Regions from separate parts of the Homo sapiens genome. Here region 2 is linked to region 1. The links are chromatin contacts, found by Hi-C or POLR2A ChIA-PET in ENCODE. All regions are on one chromosome and are shown on one strand. The core of a region is the stretch at or near the end of the contact, and the rest is flanking DNA. Distances in the headings are between cores, read along the strand shown.

Region 1 (7,242 bases), core at 4,072-6,571:
AAAATAAGACAGTGCAAAATATAAGTGGTGGTATAGGGACTTCACCTCCCACTCCCCCTCCACCCACTCTTTGCTGGATCAGCACCCAAGAGCAGAGCACAAGCCTTGGGCCATGGTAGGTTCTGAATGAGTAGTTGAGTGTATTAGCATTAGCACTGGTGCTGTTACCCATTGATTGGTTCATTCAAGCAAACATTCACCTTCCTTGTTTCATTCAGCAAGCACAAATGTTGAAGGAAATGTGGGAGAAGTAAAGTGCCTGTCTCAGGGCTTGGGGGATTTAAGGAAGTTGCTGTCATCAAAGAAAAGTTGCCTGATTCCCTCGGGAAAGGAGAAGAAGGCGGTGTGGTTCAAGGAGGAGACCTTGGCTTCAAGGAGGAGATCTCCGAGCACTTGGACACATCTCTGCAGTAATTAGCACAGAAGCACCATGAGTTATTTGTTATCTGACCCACAGTTTCTGAGGCCTGGTTGACTGGGTCAAATAGTCAGAGTTTCCGTAACCCTAAAATGAGTAACTCACAGGGTAAGACCCTTTTGGAGAACAACTGTGCCTTACTCAACACTTGTTAAACAACAACGAAATGATGGGGTGGTGGGGTGGAGGGATCTAGTTATTTTGTCTTTACTTAGAAGGGAAAAAAGAAGCAGGAAACCAAAAATACCCCTACAAGCAGCTGCCGCTAAACCATCACATTTTGGGACCTCAGATGCTTCTGCAAATGAAATGTTGGGCGCTGGTTATGTTCTAATCCTGGGAGTCTTCTCGGTCGACAACAGGCTTCCGGGCATGAAAGAGTTAACCACAAGCTCACCACAGAATGTCAACCTGATTAAAATAAAAGTTATCAGATTTAAAAGGGGGAAGTAGAAACACACTCTTTTTCTTTCTCTGAAATCTAAAAGCAGTTTTTCCTCAAATCTTTAAAACCAATTTCTTGGGATGGAGTCATATTTTTAGTAGAAATATGCTAAATTGGTGACTCCCACCCACAGTCTTTTCTGCAAGGAGAGAGACTCTTCTGAGAAACTGGAGCGAGGAGCTGAGGAAATTTTCAACTCAACGGAATTTCCCCTGAGACTGTAAAGAAACACAGAATAAGTAAGTATAACTTACAGGTAGAAACTTGACAAGAGGGAAACAGAAAAGAAGGAAAAAGAAAAAGTCATCAAAAATGATGGCAACCTCCAAAGTCATGATGCTAAGAGTTTCTCCTGGGAACCTCAGTCCAGTTGGTGTCAGGTGAGGGCCGGTCCTGTTAACACAAATCCTAATTGTCAGGCTGACCAAGCCCACGTGTCCAGAACCCTCTCCAGAGCTCTCCTCAGGGGTTCCCAGCAGCCAGGCTCACTCTGCCCTGCTCCTCACCCATCTCGCAGGGGAACCTCTTGTACCCCTTTTCCTTCCTGCTCTCAAGAATTCACACTCCGTTTTACACAAGACACACATTGCATACACTGTGTGTTGTTGACAGGGATCATGCCTTTTCACAGACAATGACAATCCAAATGTGGAAACACAGGGAGAAAACCATGGGAAGTGGGGAGCACTGATTGAGGTTCTGGGGTCCTGGCGCTTTCAGATACTACCATGATCTGCTAGTCTACTGTGATTTTGCTTAAGAAGGGTTCAGTAGAGACAAACAGCATCATAAAAGTGTCAAATCCGTGTGTTCACAGATGCTACCCCAGACATCGGGTAAGACAATGACATTTCAGGCACTGTGGGATTGATGGAGTGGACAGCATAGAGCAGAGAGCTTACGGTTGTAGGTTACGTGGTACCAAAAGCCCATGCCTGTGCTCCAGGGACTGTTCTCAGACACATAAATGCAACCTCAAGGCTTTTGCTGAGTTTAGTCTTTGTATTCATCTGTGAGTGGGTCAAAATGCCTGTCTGCTGCCCTGGCCCTCTTCTGCAGCCATGCTGAGAGGAAATACAGGCTTGCATTTCTCCAGAGTTCCTTGAAAGCATTGGTGCTCAACTATCCCTGCCTTAACACAAATTCTTAGTCAACACACAACATTTGATCTCTGATAGTTTCAGTGGGTGGGTTCTATTCTTTTCAACAGATACCTCAGGGTTAGTGGGGGTGAGCTCAGATGCTCCTGCAATGGGCATTCACACTGGGCTTCTTGGAGAGCTGAATTCCAAGGTGGCCACGTTTCCTAAGGACATGGGAACTTAAGATGCAGGCAGGGATCCCATGTCCTACTGGAAGGTTTAAAGACTTCCTCAGCACAGTGCTGAGAAGATCCTGCTTTTTACTCGGGTGTGGGACAAGTAGTTATGAAGCCACAGAATGTTAGGACTGAAAGGGACAAAGACCCTCTCCATGTCTCTGCATGCTTGCATGGAGAACATGCATTGTCCAAGGACCCTCAAATCCCTGCATGCCCTGCGCATGCCCTAACCCTGAGGAGGTGCTGAACCCTTGCTGATGTGCAGAAGGGGTTAATCAGACCATGTGGACACAGGTAGCCCAAGGAACAACCCCCATGCCAACAGCACTCCATCCCGACCTCATACCATGTGCACAGCACCTGATGCTGGTGGGGTCAGGAGTGTGGCCTGTGCCACACTCAGAACGCGGGATGAACATAGAGGAAACACTAGAATGGCAAAGGCTGGTTGTCACCTGGGGGCCTCAGAAGCCACGGCACCAGAGGAGAGCTCAGGAGTCAGCCTGCTCCAAAGCTCTTCCTGCCTGTAGCATGCACCCTGTGCCTCCGGGCCACCAAAAACAGCAATCACGTCAGCTGAGACGCAACACACTGCATGCCGAACACACAGGAGAGCTCACACGCACAAATGTTCTCGGCTTCCCAGACACCAATGAAGGAGCTTATTATGAATATGAAGGATAATTAACGTATCTATTATTTTATTAGACATCACAATTCAAATACAATAAAGTATATAAATATAAATATATAATAAATGAAATATATAAAATACCATCTTAGCTTATGAAATTATCTTATATGATAAAATAATTATACAGATATATAATAAGCAATTAGGGTATGTTATATAAAATACTATAGTATACTCATTAATATAATTAGTATATTATATGATAAATATATATAATAAAAGACATCATACACTAATAGAGTATAATAGTCAATATAATTAAAATTATTACTTATGCAGTAATTAATTATGAGGTGATGTGTTCTTCTCATCTCCGTTCTCTAGAGGCAGGAACTAAGGCACAGAGAGGCCCAGTGACTTGCCCAGAGACACACAGCCCCTCAGTGGTGGAGCTAGGACTTGGACCCAGGCAGCCTGACAAGTGCGTGCTCTTACGCACAAGTGTCTGCCTGTCCTCCCGCCTATCCTCCCTCATGTGCTGGCTGCATCCTGCTCCCGTGGCCCCTGACCCTCAACTGCCCTTGTCATGTGCCCGTCATGCATCACAGGAAGGCTGTCATGGGAGTCCTGAGGTGGGTGGTGATAAGTAAGCAAGAAGAGGGGTTGCTGGCGTTAAGAGATTTTAGAAGTTGGAATTGCCAAAAATTGAGGCTGGATTATTAGGTGCATGGAGGACAGCAAGGAAGAAATGAGGATTTTGCCCAGATTTCCTGGGCGATGGGGAGGATGGGGTGCCATTCATTGAGATAGCAAAGAGAGGAGAAAGAGTAGGTTCCAGGGAGGGAGGACAGTTCTGGATGTGTAGACTGAGCAGCCTGTGAGGCATCCACACGGAAAGGTCCGAGGGAAGGGCCTTTGGCCATGCAGACTAGAAGCCCAGCAAGTCACATTTAGTGAGCACCTACTGTGTGCTCTGGTCACTCTAGGCAGGCTAGCTTATGTAGCCTTACAGCACCCAGCAGGGTCTGTGTTATTCCCATTTTATACGAACAGAAGCTGAGGCCCACCGAGGTTAAAACCCTACCCTCATGGACTTCCATGGAGGTTACTCAATGCCCTATGGGTTTGCCTTTCTGCTTCCCTTCATTCTTCACATAAACCCAGTGCTTTCTCTTCTTCCTTCATTCTTCACATAAACCCAATGCTGTCTCTCCAAAGTACAAGCCATGCCCTGACTGAGACCCCTCTGGGATGTTCTGTTCCTTCCAGGACACAGTTTAAGCCCAGTGACATGGGGAGACTCCAAGACACAGCTCATGCCCAACTTCAAAATCTCTGCTTCCACTATGTGCCTGAGCTCTCCTGCCTTGCGGGACTCTGCGTGGCTCTTGGAGCTCACCATGTGTTTTGTCTTGGGCCTTGGTCATTGTATTATTCAGGGAAACAGAATTTCTCTAGAGAAACAAAACCAATAGGATGTATGTAGATAAATAAGAGAATATTTATAATGGGAGTTGGCTCACTCAATTATGGAGGCTGAGAAGTCCCACAATATGCCAGCTGGAGCTGGATAACTAGGAAAGCTGGTGGTGTGGCTCAGTCTAAGACTGAAGGCCTGAGGAGCAGAGGGGCCCTGCTGTAAGTCCCAGAGTCCAAAAGCTGGAGAACCAGGAGTGCAAATGTCCAAGAGCAGACGACGGATGTCCCAGCTTGAACAGAGAGAATGCAACCTTCCTCTGCCTTCTTGTTCTATTCTGGTCCTCTATGGTTGGATGATCCCCACCACACTGGTGAGGGTGATTTTCTTTACTCAGTCTACCAACAAGAAATTTACCCAGTCTATTCAATTCAAATGCTAGTGTCTCCTGGAAATACCCTCACAGACACCCCCAGAGAGACTGTTTAGCCAGCTATCTGGGCATCCCTTAGCCCAGGCAAGTGGACACATTGAAATTGACCATCATGCTCATGCCACACTTCCCTAATGCATTTCTACCTTCTTAACTCCTGCTTTCCCTGGAGGTCTCCCATTGGCTGTCATCTTTCTCTGGGAAGCCTCCGGGACTCTTCTGTCTGTGCTTTGTGGCATTTCTCTGCAGTCCCAGACTTTGCTCCCTTTTCTTTACACGGCACTCACCCTACTGTATCCATCTCCCTCCCACCACCTTGCTAGTGCCTGCACAGAATGGCATGCAAAGGTTTTCGTAAAGGAAAGTAGAAATTCACAAGTTCAAGCTAGGATTTGAATTCAAGCTGTCAACTTTCCAAATTCATAAGACTTTTCCATTCTCTCAAGACGCTTTTCTGGTTGGGAAAAATTCCGGTAGGCAGACAAGATGGGGAAGATTGTTCCAGTAAGGGAGGAGGGTGTTCCTGGGAGTCCAGCTTTGAAATCACAAATGAGGAGGTTCCCTTTGAAGGACAGGAGGAGACCTGCTGGCCAAGGCGTGCTATGTGCTGAGGGAACAGTCTTGGCTGGGGAGCATGTTGTGTGCCAGGCAGAGGAGGTAGCAAAGTGCCCCTGAGGCAATGGAAATGACTGGAGCTCTTGCAGCCGAAAGGGCATCACGACAGGTGCTTTCAGGGGAGATTAACTTGGGGATGAATAACAGGGTGACTGAAAACCAGAGCTTCAGGGCCTGCCTAGGCAGCCCAGGAGATGAACAGTGCCTGTTGACAGCTTGCTTCCTGTGTCGGCCTGAATGCATGGGTTCTGCTCAGATCTACTGGCTCCTTGCTTTCTTGGGAGAGTGAATTACTGCCTCATGGTCTCAGTTTCCTCATCCGTAAAATGGGAATGGTGGCAGGGCGTGGTGGCTCAAGCCTGTAATCCCAGCACTTTGGGAGGCTGAGACTGGTGGATCAATTGAGGTCAGGAGTTTGAGACCAGCCTGGCCAACATGGTCTCTACTAACCTGTCTCTACTAAAAATACAAAAATTAGTCAGGCATGGCGATGGGGCATGCCTGTAATCCCAGCTACTGGGGAGGCTGAGGCATGAGAATCTCTTGAACCCGGGAGGCAGAGGTTGCAGTGAGCCGAGATCATACCACTGCACTCCAGTCTGGGCAACAGAGTGAGACTCTGTCTCAAAAAAAAGGTGGTTGGGGTGGGGGAATAGTGCTAACAGTCCCCATCTCCTATGGTGGCCATGAGGAATCTGTAAGATCACAGAAGCAGAGCACGCAGCAAGGCCTCCCTGGCCCGGGAGTGCTCAGAGCTGGGATCCCAGTGCAGGACGAGGAGGAGGAGGATGGGTGCCCTGGCTACAGGTCCTCTTGCACTAGATTGAAAACGGGGCCAGAGAAGCAGAGCTTGAGAGACGCTGGGAGAGGGAAAGTGAAACTGATGGTCCGGTGGGTGAAAGGTAGTGAAAGCCCGAAGTGCAGTAAACCAGGGATCAACATCTCCAGCCAAAAGGCTCACCCTGTGGTCTCAGCGCCACCTGGGCGTCAGACAGATGTCTGGAGAGACGGCTCTTTTATTCTGAAACACCCCTCCAACTTTTTTTTTTTTTTGGTAATTGTTTGTTTTGCTTTCCATTTAATATAAGGAGTTTTCTCCTTTACAAAAGTTCTTTTTGTTCTAAATCAGGCTGTAAACAGAGGTGCTACCACAAGGACCGGAAGCAGAGACCACACTGGTGCTCAGCTGGGTTGCAGGCTCTGCCTGGTTTCATTGTCGGGGAAGCCACCAGGCCTGCCCCCAGCCAGCGAGATGTCACGCATGCAGCCGGGTGTCATCCCCAAAACTCCCGGGAAACTCTCGGGGCACCAGGGCAGGAAGAGGCTGACGTCAACTTTAACTCCGGGGACTTCAAACGAAACTTTTAGAAATGATTCCTTTGCCCTTTACTTGGTGACGTAATAAACTGATCTTTCTCTGAAAAGATGGGCCGATTTGCTTCAAGGAGCTCATTTCATGAGGAGAAAATACACACAAATATATATATATATATATATATATTTTTTTTCTTTTTTTTTTTGAGACGGAGTTTCCCTCTGTCACCCAGGCTGGAGTGCAGTGGCTCAATCTCGGCTCACTGCAACCTCAGCCTCCAGGTTCAGGGGATTCTCCTGCCTCAGCCTCCCTGAGTAGCTGGGATTACAGGCATGTGCCACCACACCTGGCTAACTTTTGTATTTTTAGTAGAGACGGGGTTTCACCATGTTGGTCAGCTGTTCTCGAACTCCTGACCTCAGGTGATCTGCCCGCCTCAGCCTCCCAAAGTGCTGGGATTACAGACGTGAGCCATCATGCCCAGCTATATATATATATATATATATATATAGAATTTTTTAAGGAAACATTGCTGCTTTGCTACAAAGTATATAATAATGTAAACTGGACTAATACGATTCCTTCCTCCTTTCCTTGGAGAAGTCACAGACTTTTAGGATTGGAGAACGGTTCACATGCATGTG
Region 2 (7,242 bases), core at 2,731-5,230, 190 kb before region 1:
TGTTTGTTTGTTTTGAGATGGAGTTTCGCTCTTGTTGCCCAGGCTGGAGTGCAATGGCACGATCTCGGCTCACTGCAACCTCCGCCTCCCAGGTTCAGGAGATTCTCCTGCCTCAGCCTCCCGAGTAGCTGGGACTACAGGCATGTGCCACCATGCCCGGCTAATTTTGTATTTTTAGTAGAGATGGGGTTTTTCCATGTTGGTCAGGCTGCTCTCCAAGTCCCGACCTCAGCTGATCCACCCATCTCACCCTCCCAGAGTGCTGGGATTACAGGCAGGAGCCACGGTGCCCAGCCTAATTTTTGTATTTTTAGTAGAGGCAGGGTTTCACCATGTTGGCCAGGCTGGTCTCGAACTTCTGGCCTCAAGTGATCCACCTGCCTCAGCCTCCCAGAGTGCTGGGATTACAGGTGTGAGCCACTGCGCCTGGCCCTCCCCTTCATTCCTGTTCCCCTCCACAGGTTGGGGAGCAATCTTGGACCACATGGAAAAGGGCAACCTACTCAGGACAGCAGAACAACCAGCAGAAGGAACCGGGGGGCTGACACCTGGGGCTGGTTGAGCTCATCTGTACTTGGCTATGCCCAGACTCTTATGCGGGAAAGAAAATAAACTTTGGTTTAGTCCACTGTTATTTTTTGGTCTTTATTTAGAGACAGGGTCTCACTCAGTCACCTAGGCTGGAGTGCAGTGGTGTGATCATAGCTCACTGCAGCTGTGAACTCCTGGGCTCAAGGCATCCTCCAGCCTCAGCCTCCCAAAGTGCTGGGATTACAGGTGTGAGCCACCCCACCTCCATCTAATATTAAATCACAAAATGGAATTATCTAAGTCTGTATCAGCTGGAAGAGAGGAAAGGATGTGGTAGACCCAAGGCTCTGTGTTCAAGGGACAGGACGAGCCACAAGCTGGATTTTGTTCCTACGTCTTTTGCGTTCATTTACCTTTTAGCTAATCGTGGATTTTCAGCAACACTGGGAAAAATAAAGACCATGCATGTTGTAGGCTGGCACAGGTGGAAGCTCTAGAACTCTGAGAGCTGCTTTAAAGGTACCACATACTGTAATCTAAATAGAAACACCCTATCATATCCAAGGAATCTGTGCCATCCCACTCCCAGCATTGTAGTGAGTGCCTGTGTATGCCTGTATCTACTCACAAGAGCTCTTTTTTTTTAAAGGAGCTATAAAGGAGATTATTTCTGCTGTGCTGTAGTCTGTTTTTTTTTTTACTTGTAAATGTATAACCCAAATTTTGTCATTATTTGAAATTATGTGTAGAGCTAATTTACCCAATATAAAAATGACTCTTACAAATCAACAAGACAAAACAATGGTCAAAAGATGAAGCAAGAACTGGTTTCATTAATGGCCCCAATCAATGGCCTCTGTGTCCAGTCTGTGGGTTCTGCCCCCTACACTAATTCTGGGCATGACCATGCCTTGCTTTGGCCAATGGGATGGAAGCATCTACACAAACAGAGCGGAGACTGGAAAGCACATTTAAGTCTCTTTTCTCTCTTGAATCTCTGCCACTGTCATGAAAAATAAGCCTGGGCTAGCCGAATGGAGAGACCATGGGGAGCAGAGCCAGCTTGATCCACCCAAGGCCATCCTATACCAGCTCAGCAACTCACTGGCTGACGGGACGCAGGAGTGAGCCCAGTTGCGAGCAGCAAAGCCACCCAGATGCCCTACAGACTCCTGTTTCAACCCAGTGAGCTTTGGGGTGGTCTGTCATTTAGTAACAGCTAACTGATACAGGTAAAAATAGGAAAAAGGGCTATAATGGCCAAAAAAACAAATCTAAAGATCTTCAATCTGATTGAGAAATGCCAAGGCCGGGTGTGGTGGCTTATGCCTGTAATCCCAACACTTTTGGAGGCCAAGGTGAAAGGACTGCTTAAGGCCAGGAGTTCGAGACCAGCCTGGCCAACACAGTGAGACCCCCCTATAAAAGTGGAATCTCTACATAAATTTTAAAAATTAGCTGGGCGAGCTGGTGCGTGCTTGTGGTCCCAGCTGCTCAGGAGGCTGAGAAGGGAGGATTGCTTGAGCCTAGGAGGTCGAGGTTGCTTGAGCCTAGGAGGTCAAGGCTGCAGTGAGCTATGGTCACACCACTGCACTCCAGTCTGGGCAACAGAACAGGACCCTGTCTTTAAAAAAAAAAAAAAAAAGAAATGCAAAATTAAAATCATGAGATAGTACATCATGTTAGTGGCCATTAAAAGTGTGATACCGTGGCCAGGCGCAGTGGCTCACGCCTGTAATCCCAGCACTTTGGGAGGCCGAGGCTGGTGGATCACCTGAGGTCAGGAGTTTGAGACCAGCCTGGCCAACATGGTGAAACCCCATCTCTACTAAAATACAAAAATTAGCTGGAAGTGGTGGTGTGCGCCTATAATCCTAGCTACTTGGGAGGCTGAGGCAGGAGAATCGCTTGAACCCAGGTGATGGAGGTTGCAGTGAGCTGAGATTGTGCCACTGCACTCCAGCCTGGGCGAGAGTGAGACGCCGTCTCAAAAAAAAAAAAAAAGTGCGATACCACACAGCTTTGGTGATGGGTATGCCTGGGAAGGAATCTTGGCAAAAGCGATGTCTGTGGTGCTCAAGACCCATCCCAGCCTCCTGGGCATGTGAGCCCCACACTGCAGACACAGGGAAGTTACCAGCTACATGCCCCAGGCTCCCCTAGGTCCAGATTTTGAGATGTGAGTTGGATTCTGCTAATTGCTTGAGTTTCGGAAAGCAGAAGCGAAAGCCGTATTTCTGCTTCCACTGGCAAAGGCTGCAAGTGATTTTCTGTGGAGTGTTTTCTGATCATTTGGCCTCTCGACTGTAGCAGATGAAGACAGCAAGCTTCTGGAGTTGGAAGCGAAGGCAGCAGCTTCCTATACTGGCAAAGATTTTCCTGATTGAAAAGGCACTTCTTTTTGAGGCCTAGGTCTGAAGTACAGCCCTTGATATCGTCCCTGAAAGTTCAACGAGATTTGTTCTCGAGCCTTCCTGACAATTCTGCATACCATCAGGACCCCGTAACAAATCTTCTGCATAAGCTGGCTCCAATGAACGCTAGTCTCTGCTAACTGAACTGTAGCTGATACAGTTGGCAACCTAAAAAAATGGACAGATCCTTTGATCCGCTTCTAGGAATTTATCTTCCAGTCATTCCCATAAGGACACAAAGATGTGTCCGGCACTGCTGTTTATAATAACTTAAACAACCCCAGAATGTCCTAAAATGTCCAGAAATAGGGAACAGCTTAGACAAATTGTGGCACATCTGAAAGATGGAATGTCAGAAAGAATGCAACATTATGCAAAGTTAAAAAGAATGAGGTAGATCTTTAAGAACTAATGAGAAAATGAAAATAACAAAACAAAAAGAACTAATGAGAAACAATGCACTCAGTTTAAAGTTGCAAGAGTGTTATATGATCCTATTTGGAATAATCTTTATTTGTACTGTCTGAATTATTTTTCCCCAGAAGCAAATATTTTAGAATATAAACTCATTAAAAATGAAATAAAGCGCATGAGTGTTACATCATATATAACCTTATTCAAATCCATGGGTAATTCCTTGAAGGCATACCATGTGCAGGAGCTGTGTGCAGCCTTCTGGGGTTTGTAAGGTGCGTAAGATACAGTAACTGACCCAGGCGGGGTGCGGTGGCTCACGCCTGTAATCCCAGCACTTTGGGAGGCTGAGACGGTTGGATCACCTGAGGTCAGGAGTTTGAGACCAGCCTGGCCAACATGATGAAACCCTGTCTCTACTAAAAATACAAAAATTAGCCGCGCACGGTGGTGGGAGCCTGTAATCCCAGCTACTTGGGAGGCTGAGGCAGAAAAATCACTTGAACCCAGGGGGCGGAGGTTGCAGTGAGCCGAGATCGTACCACTGCACTCCAGCCTGGGCGGCAGAGTGACTCTGACTCATAAAAAGAAATAGTAACTGACCTCCAGGGATGCATGACTCAGTGGCCTTGACTACCACTTATATAAATAGTTCTAACATAAGGCGAACCATGGGATAATTGCTACAAAGTGCAAAGCAGGAACAGGGGCGGAGAAATTAATTCTTGTGAACCTGGAAGACATCTGACGACTCTGCTGGGTGTGGATGAAGAGATTATGCCAAGAGCTAATTTTTATTAAATGCTTTTTCTATTCCTGGGTTCTTTGAGAATCATTGACATTTATTATTTACTACACATCAGACACGGTGTTAAGTGGCTTAGATGAAATGTCTTTTTTTTTTTTGGTTATCAGATAACCCTTTGTGAAAATATTTTCCTTTGCATTCTTTAACTAGCTGGGCATTCCACAGCTTCACTGTTGGTATCATCTGTGATACTATCAACATGGCAGCTCACAGACTGGGCAGGCCCCAGGAATTCTTTTTTTTTTTTTTTTTTTTTGGAGACGGAGTCTTGCTCTGTTGCCCAGGCTGGAGTGCAGTGGCGCATATTCGGCTCACTGCAAGCTCTGCCTCCAGGGTTCACAGCATTCTCCTGCCTCAGCCTCCTGAGTAGCTGGGACTACAGGCGCCCACCACCATGCCTGGCTAATTTTTTTGTATTTTTAGTAAGAGACGGGGTTTCACCACGTTAGCCAGGATGGTCTCGATCTCCTGACCTCATGATCCTCCCGCCTCGGCCTCCCAAAGTGCTGGGATTACAGGCATGAGCCACCGCAACCGGCCCCCAGGAATTCTTTAATGGTTCCAGAGAGTTCTCTGGCTAAAGACTGCTGCTGCATCTGTTAGGCAATGTTGACAATCTCATCAGAAGTGGTGCTACCACTGTGTTTCATGTTTTTGTGTTTCTTTCTTTCTGTCGGTGGTTCCTGAGGGTTGTGACGATCAGGGCAGAGGCAGAAGGCACCACCTCAATCTGGGCCTGTCTGCTGTGGCTGGTCAGTTTCACTATCATCCTCAGACTCTTCCAGTCAATGGTTGGTGATGTCATCAGCAACCATTTTTGGAGACAGACCCAGGGAGCTGACCTTGGGGGCCAGTGCAGATGTGGCACTGACTTCACCACTGGTACACCTCAGATATACAACTTTGATCTCGCTGGGGTCAAACGTAGGTGGCTGCGGTTGGTTGAACTCAGGTTCAGGATGACTGAAGCAAGTTGCACTTGGCTTTCTCTGAGCCGAAAAACGAAAGGTGCTCAGGCTCCCAGCAACTCTGTGAAGAAAGAGTTATTATCATCTCAGTTTACAGATGAAACAGAAGCTCAGAGAGGGCAAGCAGCTAGCACAAGGTCCCACAGCTGGACTCAGGGCTGCTGGCTACAGGGCCTGGCTCTACATGCTGCACAGTCAGAGAGGGAGAGTCCCATGCGCAGTTGGAAGGGAGAAGGGAAGGGGAGGCTGGCGCTAGATAGTAACAAGCTGTGTGTTTTGGGCATTTCCCCTGTACCAGACACTGTGCTAAATGACCCTTCTGCTCTGTTTGCCTGGAAAAGTCCCCATCTTAGTGAATTCTGACTTTCCACCTACTGTCCCGGAGCAGCTGACTGTGGTGGAGAAAACTGCAGGACAGGGACCCTCAGCTGCTGCTATACAGCCAGTGATCCTGCCACGTCCCTGACTCCATGGGCTTTCAACACGAGGCCTCCCCAACGCAGTGTCCACACCAGCATTACTGTGGAACTTGGGAGACATGCAGATCCCACAGGAGAGGGAAGGGGGAGCTGCTCTCAATTCAGATCAAGTTTCCCCTGTGCCAGAAGAATCAGTCCTCCAGATGGGTGGGCAGCACTGGGCCTGAGGTGAATGTTACTGTGCTGTACGCTCACAAAGTTAGAGGGCAGAGCTCATATTAAAGGTTCATACTGAGAGGTGAAGCCAGCTGGACTTCCTGGGTCAAATGGGGACTTGGAGAACTTTTCTGTGTAGCTAAAGGATTGTAAATGCACCAATCAGCACTCTGTAAAAATGTACCAATCAGCGCTCTGTGTCTAGCTAAAGGATTGTAAACATACCAATCAGCACGCTGTAAAGTGGACCAATCAGCACTCTGTAAAATGGACCAATCAGCAGGACGTGGGCGGGGACAAATAAGAGAATAAAAGCTGGCCACCCCCTGCCAGCAGCAGCAACCCACTTGGGTCCCCTTCCACACTGTGGAAGCTTTGTTCTTTTGTTCTTCATAATAAATCTTGCTGCTGCTCATTCTTTGGGTCCACACCAACTTTAAGAGCCATAACACTCACCGTGAGGGTCTGCGGCTTCATTCCTGAAGTCAGCAAGACCACAAACCCACTGGGAAGAACAAACAACTCTGGATGCACCATCTTTAAGACTGTAACACTCACTGCGAGGTCCACGGCTTCATTGTTGAAGTCAGTGAGACCAAGAACGCACCAGAAGGAATAAAGTCCGGATACATTTTGGCGACCCAGATGGGAAACACTCAGGCATCAACAGGCTCACCCTTGAAATGCATCTAAGCCATTGGGACCAGTTTGACCCACAAACCCTGAAAAAGAGGTGGCTCATTTTTTTCTGCACTACAGCCTGGCCCCAATATTCTCTCTCTGATGGGGAAAAATGGCCACCTGAGGGAAGTATAAATTACAATACTATCCTGCAGCTTGACCTTTTCTGTAAGGGAGAAGGCAAATGGAGTGAAATACCTTATGTCCAAGCTTTCTTTTAAGGAGAATCCACAACTATGCAAAGCTTACAACTTACATCCCACAGGAGGACTTCTCAGCTTACCCCCAGATCCTAGCCTCCCTATAGCCCCTTCCTATTAATGATAAGCCTCCTCTAACCTCCCCTGCCCAGAAGGAAACAAGCAAAGAAATCTCCAAGGGACCACAACCTCCCCCCCACCCCTGCTATCGGTTATGTCCTTTTCAAGCTGTATGGGGAGGGGAATTTGGCCCAACCCGGGTACATGTCCCCTTCTCCTTCTCTGATTTAAAGCAGATCAAGGTAGACCTGGGTAAGTTTTCAGATATATCCTGATAGGTATATAGATGTCCCACAGGGTCCAGGGCAAACCTTCAATCTCACCTGGAGAGATGTCATGCTATTGCTAGATCACACCCTGGCCTTTAATGAAAAGAATGCGGCTTTAGCTGCAGCCCGAGAGTTTGGAGATACCTGGAATCTTAGTCAAGTAAATGACAGAATGACAGCCGAAGAAAGGGACAAATTCCCTACTGGTCAGCAAGCCGTCCCCATTATGGATCTCCAGTGGGACCTCAACTCAGACCATGGG

Evidence for each region. Hi-C counts contacts between places; a loop is a spot of excess contacts on that map. ChIA-PET counts read pairs that join two places held with the same protein, here RNA polymerase II (POLR2A). Pooled maps may share reads with other maps.
Region 2: a loop to region 1 is called in a map of GM12878, with 2.5 times the contacts of the local background. The contact joins two enhancer-like sites. A Hi-C loop is called at or near these places in 1 of 168 maps with a recorded cell type or tissue (GM12878), 19 of 37 single-sample maps with no recorded cell type and 6 of 50 pooled maps. POLR2A ChIA-PET finds 5 or more read pairs at or near these places in 4 of 52 experiments (B cell, CD4-positive, alpha-beta T cell, OCI-LY7 and 1 more).

The regions. Positions count from the first base shown.
Region 1 is chr10:6,044,735-6,051,976 of GRCh38, forward strand. The region is part of intron 1 of IL2RA (interleukin 2 receptor subunit alpha); the gene reads right to left. Among named protein-coding and RNA genes, the nearest start is that of IL2RA-AS1, 13 kb to the left of the region's middle. RefSeq lists enhancers at 5,891-6,270, 6,281-6,410, 6,501-6,770. Within about 2 kb of position 5,322, at least 30 of the 41 ENCODE cell types and tissues checked have a DNase peak (open chromatin) inside an H3K27ac peak, as active enhancers do; they include B cell and GM12878, where a contact is called at or near this core.
Region 2 is chr10:5,857,496-5,864,737 of GRCh38, forward strand. It overlaps ANKRD16 (ankyrin repeat domain 16), which reads right to left. Exons shown (of 8, transcript NM_019046.3): 8 at 4,121-5,196. It also overlaps the pseudogene RPL12P28. Among named protein-coding and RNA genes, the nearest start is that of TRV-TAC3-1, 7.3 kb to the left of the region's middle. RefSeq lists enhancers at 4,942-4,991, 5,292-5,361, 5,562-5,691. Within about 2 kb of position 3,981, at least 4 of the 41 ENCODE cell types and tissues checked have a DNase peak (open chromatin) inside an H3K27ac peak, as active enhancers do; they include B cell and GM12878, where a contact is called at or near this core.